2 separate regions of the Homo sapiens genome follow, and region 1 is linked to region 2. A link is a contact called in ENCODE Hi-C data. All regions are on one chromosome and are shown on one strand. The core of a region is the stretch at or near the end of the contact, and the rest is flanking DNA. Distances in the headings are between cores, read along the strand shown.

Region 1 (4,833 bases), core at 1,128-3,627, 2.5 Mb after region 2:
TCTCCTGCCTCAGCCTCCCAAGTAGCTGGGATTACAGGTGCATGCCACCACACCCGGCTAATTTTTGTAATTTTAGTAGAGATGGGGTTTTGCCATGTTGGCCATGCTGGTCTTGAACTCATGACCTCAAGTGATCCACCCATCTCGGCCTCACAGAGTGCTGGGATTACAGGGGTGAGCCACCACGTCCAGCCTTGAACAGCCTCTTTATGTCAAACACCACCAAAAATCATGAATCCAGGAGCATCTTTTCTCCTAGTTATGTCCTTCAAAAATATGTCAAATGCTACTTCAAGGCCTCCCAGCTCAAAAAGAGAGTGGAGGATGCAGGTAGATGGGCTGTAAAGTTTTGGCATCTTCCCATGCTCATTTAAATTGAGGAGTGTCTCTGATTACTCCTTGATCTTTATCATTCTTGGCAGCGTAACAGACAATACAAGAATAACTCTTTGTTTTTCCAGTGTGAACATTCCAATAAATACACTGAACTATTTTATTCCATGGCTGCTTAAAACCCTTCTGTGGCTCCCCCACTGCCTTCAAAATGAAGTGCAATCACCTCGGCATGACCCAATGCCTGCTTCGAGATGTGGTCCTTGCCCATTTCTCAAAGCCATAGCCTACCCTCTCCCACCCCATCCCGGCCCATCATACACCGTCACCCTCATTCCCAACTGGGGTAAAAGATCAGCACAGTTCCAAACATACTATTCTATAACACACCCCAAACCATTTCCTTCCTTTATTCATTCAGCAAATACATGATGTATAATACTGAATACTGGGCATTATTTGATGAATGGAGACAGGAGTGATTAGACAGAAATCACCTGGGGTTCTAAGGGAGCTTACCTTTTGGTGGGTTTACTTATTAAAGATTTACTTATTCCAAACAAAAAGGTAAACCAATTAATTTACCAGATAATTCAGATAAAGACCAATTCTATGAGGAAAATAAAACTAGGCAGAATCTGATGATAGAATCTGAGTAGGGTAAGAGCTGTGTTGGTCTAGGTGACCAGGGACAAGCCTCTCTAAGAAGGCGACATTTAAGCTGAGTTCTGAGTTCTCAAGAAGGATCAGCCATGCTGGGGAAAGCATGTTTCAGGCTAAAGGGGTAGCTGGTGCAAAGGCCCTGAAGAGCTCCAAGATTGGAGATTGGTATGGCTGGACAGGATAAGGCGTTTGCATCTTATTCTAACTATAGGCAAGGGCAAGTCACAGGAGTGTTTCAAGAAGGAAAACAAATGACTGAGTGTGGATTCCTAAATATTAAAAGTTCATCTGGGCTCTGTGTGGAAAACACAAAACAAGGCCTAGACAAAGTGGGGAGTGTGATCCAAAGAATCATTTCCAATTAATCTCTGCCCAAGAGATTTTCAATGCTACCTAATCCTTACTATCAGCAAATGTCACATCCTCCAAATGGCTAAATTTTAATTTGCATTAAGCAACTGACAAACAAAAGGATAGTGTTAGATATTATCTCTACATAAAATTGCCTATTTTTGAATAATAGTGGAGATTGTTCCTCATTTTAACTGCTCTACAGAGTACAGCTTGGCAAACTGTCGCCCATGGGTGACCTGCTGCCTATTTTTTATGTCCCATGAGCTAAGAATGGTTTTTATGGTTGTTAAAATAGCTTAGGGAAAAAAAGATGATATTTCAAAACACATTAAAATTATCTGAAATTCAAATTCTGATACCCATAAAGAAAGTTTTATTGAACACGGACACCATTCCTTGACCTCTTGTCAGTGGCTGCTTTCATGATGTAAAGGCAGGGTTGCAACAGAGTTGCAGTAGAAGCAACAGAGACATTCAGCCGGAAAAGATTTATTCTTTGACGCTTTACAGAAAAAGTTGGCTGACATAGAGTACAACTGCATGCATTTTTGGTTTTTATCCTCACACTCTTTGTGGAATATAGGCGTGTCTGTAAATCTCTGATGTTACCTGCTTCACCCACAGCCTATGTCACATTTTAGGGACGTGGCGCACCAACAGGAAGTGTCCATGCAGTCAGCAAGCATGTCATTTCATCAGCTCTCCCTTCAGCAGTGGGTGAGGCTCCTCTGGGGTGTGTGGAGTCAATCTCCACGGAGTCAATGTGAAGTGGTCATAGAATGACCACCCCAATCCCAAGGCATTGAGGGATGGAAGGAGAGGGGCCGCTCCAAGCTTCCCACCCCCACCTCTAAATGTCTTTCATCCAGTTTCTGCCCTGCAGATTGGAGAATCCAGCTCACTTGTATGTTTCCACGTTACCAAGCACCCACACTTGCAGCACACATGATTCATTACTCGGTTTGTTTAATCAATATTTATTCAGCACCCACGAGCTGCTGAATATAGAACAGCACTTCCTAGACTAGTGAGACTGACAAGAAAAGCAAAAGCCCTGTGTTTAAGGAGCTCATGCCCTTTTATGGATGAAAAAGCAAGTTGATTTAGAATGCTTATGGTTAAGAAATACCGAGAATCAGAGACTTCGTCTGGTATCTGGTACACGAGAAAGATTACTTTTCACCAAGGCAGTATTCTTATATTGTGACTGTATATATTAAAAGTTTTTCTCTATTCACTCTGCTGTCCCAAGCCACAAATACCCTCATTTGCCTGGACCATACCTCCCCTCCAAGAAGTGGTTTTGTAACTGGTCCTCCTGCTTTCTTCTTTGCTCCGCTTTGATTCGTTCACACACAGTACTCAATGGAAGCTGTTAGGAACACAAATTAGATAACGCCATGCCTCTGGTTAAAACTTCTCAGTGGCTTCCCATTGCCTTAAGAGTCAAATCCAGCTCCTCCCATAACCCCTGTCATCTGGTTCCCCATGTTCTCTGAGCTCTCATCTAGCCTACTTTCCTCAGTCACTGCACAGACATCAAGCATTCTTTCTGTTCCCCCAACTTGCCAAGCTCATCCTCTCGGTAGGGCCTTTACACTCTCTGTATAGCTGGTTCCTATTTTTCAGTCACAACTCAGTTTAAATGTCACCTCTACAAAGAAGCATCCCTGACTTCCAAGCTACATTGCCCTCACACCCAGTTACTTTATAACATGACCCCACCTGCTTCTCTTGATAACACTTATCACCACTGGGAAATATCTTGGTTTGCTTTTTCACTCCTCTGTCACTTGTTTCTCACTGTTAGACAGTAGCCTCTAGCAGGACAGAGACTTCTTCTGTCTTGATTGTTGAAAGATTTTCAGCAGCTAAAGCAGAACTTGGCACAAAGCAGATGGAAAATAAATATTTATTTCATGAATTATCTTTCAGAAACATCTAGATTGCTATTTTATAACATAATGTTGATCCCTTGAGTACCTTGAGGAACCAAAAGGCTTTTCTGAAACAAAATTCTTGAGAACAAAGAGGATGAAGTAATTGGCTTTGCTTGATGGTAAGGAAAATACTTCCTGCTTTGGCACAACTCAACTCAACATATCACCTTAAAAAACAGCACTAAGAACACGTTTCCCTTTTTAAAGAGGCCCATTCCTTCTAACATAGTGCCTGGCTCATAGCTGATATCAGCAAAGCTTAGTTTCCTCCTTTTAACACTTTTTTTTAAAGAGATGGAGTCTCGCTCTGTTATCCAGGCTGGAGTGTAGTGGGAAGTCACTGCAGCCTCAAACTTGGCCTCTCAAAGTGCTGGGATTACAGGCGTGAGCCACTGCACCCAGCCCTCTAACACTTTAGTGTACTTCTTCACTTACTCATTCACTTCCTTTCTGTTACTAGACAAGGGACAAATCAGTTCATATCTGTACTTCAAGTACCCAACACAATGTCTGATTCATAGGCATTCAATAGATTATCAAACATTGAATTAAAATAGTTTTCTTCCAGGTTGAGGGCCTGACACAGAAGCACTTTCCTTTATTTTGGCACACCAGGTAGAAGCTAGTCCTCCTTGTATGTGGGTTCTGGGACTAAGCAGTATGAACTCCTGCACTACATGTGTCCTAATGATTCACTAAAATAAGCAGTATTGATGTATTTATTAAGCCATTCATTGCAAAAACTTGTACTGCTTCAATAATTGTATTTGCTACTTTTTTTCATCTTTCTTTTTCAAGCTGGTAGTAATAGAAACTTTAAAACAAAACAAAAAATAAAGAACTTAGTCACCAAAGTGTGTGACTCAGTAAAGTGGCAAAGAAAGTAAGAAAAGAAAGCAAGGGCTAAGAAAAATGGTTTCAAGGACACATTGAATCATATTGTCAAATGATTCAGTTTAAGAAAAGACTGATGCAAAATAGCAGAAAAAAAGTTGAGAAAGTCAGAAATGAGTTTCTTCCTGAGCAAAAGATGTAGAAAGCCTGAGATGGGATCATTTCTGGGAAGTACAAAACCATAAATAAGAAAGTTCTGATGTCTGAAAGCTGGTAAGACTGTACACTGTGTAGGAAGACCACCTATCAACTATACTTCAATTTTGTCCACACCAGTAAAACTCTATTTCAATTTACCTTCATGGACCACCTTTGGTGATCTAAGCTGTTTATATCCAGGACACCAATACGAATAAGAAGCAGACCTTACACTTGAACAGTTAGACTTTCAACACCGGGCAGTGCAATTTTCAAAGTCAAAAGTCTATGTCACATGACTACAGTCACCTAAGAGTCTCATTATCTTCTCAAATTCCATCTTCATATTAGTAGGTCAGAATTGTGTCCCAGGGTACTCAAAGGCATTCTGCACTTTTCACTGGCTATTAAAACTCAGAATAGTGGATATCATAATATACCAATGGCTTGTTCTTTTCATAGTATGTCTTTAGCAATGAAAAGCAAATGGTATATGGGGACTTCTAGACTC
Region 2 (4,350 bases), core at 714-3,213:
ACCATTGCAACCTGACTTTAGTTATCCATTTATCAGAAAGACATTTTTTTTTTATTTTAGAGGGAAACCAGAAGTAGCTTTCAGCCTGCCTTTCTTCATTCATTCAGTGAATATTTACTGAGTATCTACTCTTTACCAGGCACTGTGCCAGACACTGGGGATTCAGCAATGAACAAGACAACATCTACTTTCCTGGGGTTTATGTTCCGTTGGGAGGGAGAACAGACAAACAAATTAATATAATGGACCAGGTGATGCTAAGTGCTCTAAAGGAAAATGAAGCAGGGTAAGGTAATAGCATGTGAAAGGAGAGGATGCTACTGGGTGGTTAGGGGAGGCCCAGAGTAGGCGAAGCAGGGGAAATTCTCGGGGTTGCACATATCAGAAGTCACAGGTAAGTGGACTTCTGTGCATGGAGGCTCTGCAACCAAGCAGCCTCCCTCCCTTGGTCAGTTCGTGCCAGAATCAGGATTCCTGGGCTGCCCTAGTCGCCTGTAGAGGACTTGAATCATAATCTTCAGAAGCCAAGCGGGAGAGAAAAGGTCCCTGCCTCTGCAGTGCGAAGAGAGTCCAGGGTAAGAAATGCTCCATTCACGTTGTCAATGGAACTTTGTTCTTGCCCATTACTGAAAAGAGAAAGGGGATCTTCCCTTCTGGTTCAGGGGAAAGAAAGAGGCCCCTGTGGGGAGAGAAACCTGCTTTAGTTATCAGAAAAGAAACATTAGTGGGGCTTGCTGGGCCTACAGAAAAGGAAAATGGACGCTACCCATCAGCCCTCCATTTTGAAGGGGTCAGATGGGGGTATTTTAAAAGTGGGTCTCTAAAAAAACCTCCTCTCTTTCTTTTTGTATTTCTCAACAAATGCTGGCAGATAGGCAATGGCTCATTAGACAGCATGTGCTGAACTGAGTGCAAAGTAATTCCCTTGAGCCCAGTTGACTGATGTTGCCATCATACCCCATCCCCTGAGAAGAGAATCGATTGCATAGAGCTCCACCGTTGATCCCCCAATACCAGTGACTAATGTTTCCCGGTTGACTAAGCACCCAGTTAATACTCACAGCAGCCTTTGGACATAGATTTTATTGTTATATCCATTTTACAGATGAAGAAACTAAGGCTCCCGAGTTGAGGGCTTGCCAAGGTCACATAGCTGGGAAGTGATGGAGCTGGGATTGGAAGGCCAGTGGTTGGACTTTAGAGGCCATAATTTAACCGGTACAGTCAGCACTGTACTCTGTTGAATCCTTTTCTTGTGAATCCAAACCAAGGCCACATGGAAACAGGAAAACCTAGGAGGCACTTCCTGGTCTCGAGCTGGGCTCTAGGAATACAAACATCCCAGGACATAACTGGGCTCTGTTAGCCTGAGGTTTCTGCTTTATAAGGATGCTATGCCAGCCCCGGGGCTCCAGGATGTGCACTTGAAGGACCTGTTTTCACTCAAGAAGTTATTCAAATGAGGGAAATTACCTGAAAATTTACACATACCAAGTTCCCAGAGTGAAAACAGCCTGAATATTCATTTAGGTAACTTGCTACACAGAGGTGTCCCTGTTGAATGTGCGTAGAACTTATAGCAAAGGACTTACGGCGAAAATTCCAAGTCCGCTTATGAGTGGGGAAGTCCCTGGAGCAACTTTACAGGAACAAGGTCATGGCCATTTTTACCATAAGGATACCCTTATCAGTTTATCATTAGTCACCACCCCACCTCTGGGGCATTAATGATTCAGAAGGTTACAGTAAGAACAGAGTAAGAAAATGTACTCAGCACAGCATCTGGCATTAATGGAAGCACTGCTATCATTATTCTCATTGTTTTAAATATGGTATACCAATTCCTTTTCCATTCAGCGTGTGCTGTTTGTAAGTTACCAAGTCAACTGGAACTGCAGTTTAGCTGCAATTTGCCAGAAGCTGCCGTTAAGTGAACCACCTTGTGTGCGGCTACCCTTTGCTCAGAGCATTGCTGCACTTTGACTGGTTGAAATCCATTGTGCTCTAAGTGATCTGAACAGCAATCAGTGATATACATGAACAACTATTTTTCACTCAGTTCATGGAAGTTTTTATTTCTTCTAAGTAAATATCAGACAATGTTCAGTTTGGAAGATTCTGCAGATAAAATTCTCCAAACACATCTAACCACAGAAACAACATTCATTTATAGATGCTTTATTTGGGGAGAAAAAGGAGAGTGTGTGTGTTTAGGAAGTGATGTCAAATTTTCTTGACTCAGACCTGTATCGCCTATGTGTGCCCATACATGAAGGACAGTACAGCATGGTGGTATCAGCAAAGTTTCTGAATCAGACTGTCCAAGCCTGGATCTCCCCTGGGAGCTTGAGCAAGCAACTTAACTTTTCTGTGCTTCAGTTTCTTCACCTATAAAATAGAAATGATCATACCACCTACTTCATAAGGTTCCAATGAGGATTAAGTGATTTAATATACGAAAAGCACTTAAAACAATGTCTGGCAGATAGTAAGCATTCTACAAGTGTTAGCAATCATTGTATTTCCCTCTTTTCCCATCAACAACCTCCTCTACAACCTAGACAGAATAAGCAAGTGTATACATGTATACATTAGCTTCCCATAGTATAATGTATATTATATTTTATATATATATTTTCTTGTTTCATTTTGTTGTTTAATATCCTAAGTAGGGCCAGGCACAGTGGCTCATGCCTGTAATCCCAGCTCTTTGGGAGGCTGAGGTGGGTGGATCACCCAAGACTGGGGGTTCGAGACCAGCCTGACCAACATGGAGAAACCCATCTCTACTAAAAATACAAAATTAGCCAGGCATGGTGGCGCACACTTGTAATCCCAGCTACTCGGGAGGCTGAGGCAGGAGAATTGCTTGAACCCGGGAGGCAGAGTTTGCGGTGAGCCGAGACTGCACCATTGCACTCCAGCCTGGGCAACAGAGTGAAACTCTGTCTCAAAAAAAAAAAAAAAAAAAAAAAAATCCTAAGTAATACATGAATATAATCTCATTTTTAAAAGAAAGCAAAACAAAACAAAACAATGCTGGTATAGTGAGTTGAAGCATCTCCTAAAACTTCACATTCAACCAGAACCTCAGGATGTGACCTTATTTAGAAATAGGACCTTTGAAGATGTGATTCATTGGAGAACTCAAGATGAAATCATTCTGATTTAGAGTGGGCCCTAAATCCAATGACTAGTGTCTCTATGAGAAGAAGAGAGGACACATACAGACATACGGGGAGGAAGGCCATGTGATGATGGAGGCAGAGGTGGGAGTCATGCTGCCACGAGCCGAGGAACACCTAGGACCACCAGAAACTGGAAGAGGCAAGGAAGGATTCTTCCCTAGAGCCTTTGGACCTGCTGATTCCTTGATTCCTCACCTGTAGCATAAAGAATTGTGAGCATAAATCCCTGTTATTTTCAACCACCTAGCTTGTGACAGTTTGTTACAGAAGCCCTGGGAAGCTAACACAGCCAGTAAAGCCAAAAGTTCCCCAGCCCACAGCTCACACTCTCCCATTCACATCGCCTCGTCCAGCAGTCGCAGCACATCGTTACCTTTCCAGACCTTTTTTCTATGCTTTTACATATCCAATACTATGGATTGGATAAGTAATATTTGGAATGCTATTACTATCCAAGTACATAGAATGCTTACTATCTGCCAGACACTGTTCTAAGTGCTGTTCATACATTAAATCACTTTATCCTCATAGGAACTTTATGAAGTAGGTGATAGGATTATTTCTATTTTACAGGTAAAGAAACTGAGGCACAGAAAAATTAAGTTGCTTGCTCAAGCTCCCAGGGGAGATCCAGGATTGGACAGTCTGATTCAGAAACTGTGCTCATAATCACCGTACTATACTTTATCTAGTTGACAATAACCACATTTGATGAATGTGGCAAAACCGCAGAACAGCAACTCAACATTCTGCAGCCTTAGTCGCAGCCAGGCACCGTGGACCACAGCCAGGACGAGGGTGCTGCTGCCGCCGCCCCCAGGAGACCTGGGGAGCGTGGCCTTGTCTCCCATAAGCATTGCTTCTGATTTACAGCCCTTAAAAGGCAGGAAACCCTCTAGAATAATGACTCATTTTTATTACACATGGGCTTTCAGGGAAATTTTAACAACCCCTATTTCTCCTTTTTTATACAGGTTACATTTTTGGTCTATTTTAAACATCTTCAAATCTGATAAATATGGGTCCATTCTCTATAAGATCTAGAAGTTGCCATTTGAAGAGTATTTTGCTGCATCTTCCAGCTGTGAGCATCATACATAGGGTATATGATTGCATGAAAAGATACCTTCTTTTTTTTTTTTTTTTTTTTTTAGATGGAGTC

What was found. Hi-C counts contacts between places; a loop is a spot of excess contacts on that map. Pooled maps may share reads with other maps.
Region 1: a pooled map shows a loop between it and region 2 (10-fold over the local background). The contact joins two enhancer-like sites. A Hi-C loop is called at or near these places in 10 of 50 pooled maps.

Annotation. Positions count from the first base shown.
Region 1 is chr2:224,925,280-224,930,112 of GRCh38, reverse strand. All of the region lies in intron 2 of DOCK10 (dedicator of cytokinesis 10), which reads left to right. Among named protein-coding and RNA genes, the nearest start is that of MIR4439, 83 kb to the left of the region's middle. Within about 2 kb of position 2,377, at least 14 of the 41 ENCODE cell types and tissues checked have a DNase peak (open chromatin) inside an H3K27ac peak, as active enhancers do.
Region 2 is chr2:227,459,869-227,464,218 of GRCh38, reverse strand. No RefSeq gene overlaps it. Among named protein-coding and RNA genes, the nearest start is that of MIR5703, 10 kb to the left of the region's middle. RefSeq lists enhancers at 529-588, 1,489-1,548, 3,811-3,900. Within about 2 kb of position 1,963, at least 3 of the 41 ENCODE cell types and tissues checked have a DNase peak (open chromatin) inside an H3K27ac peak, as active enhancers do.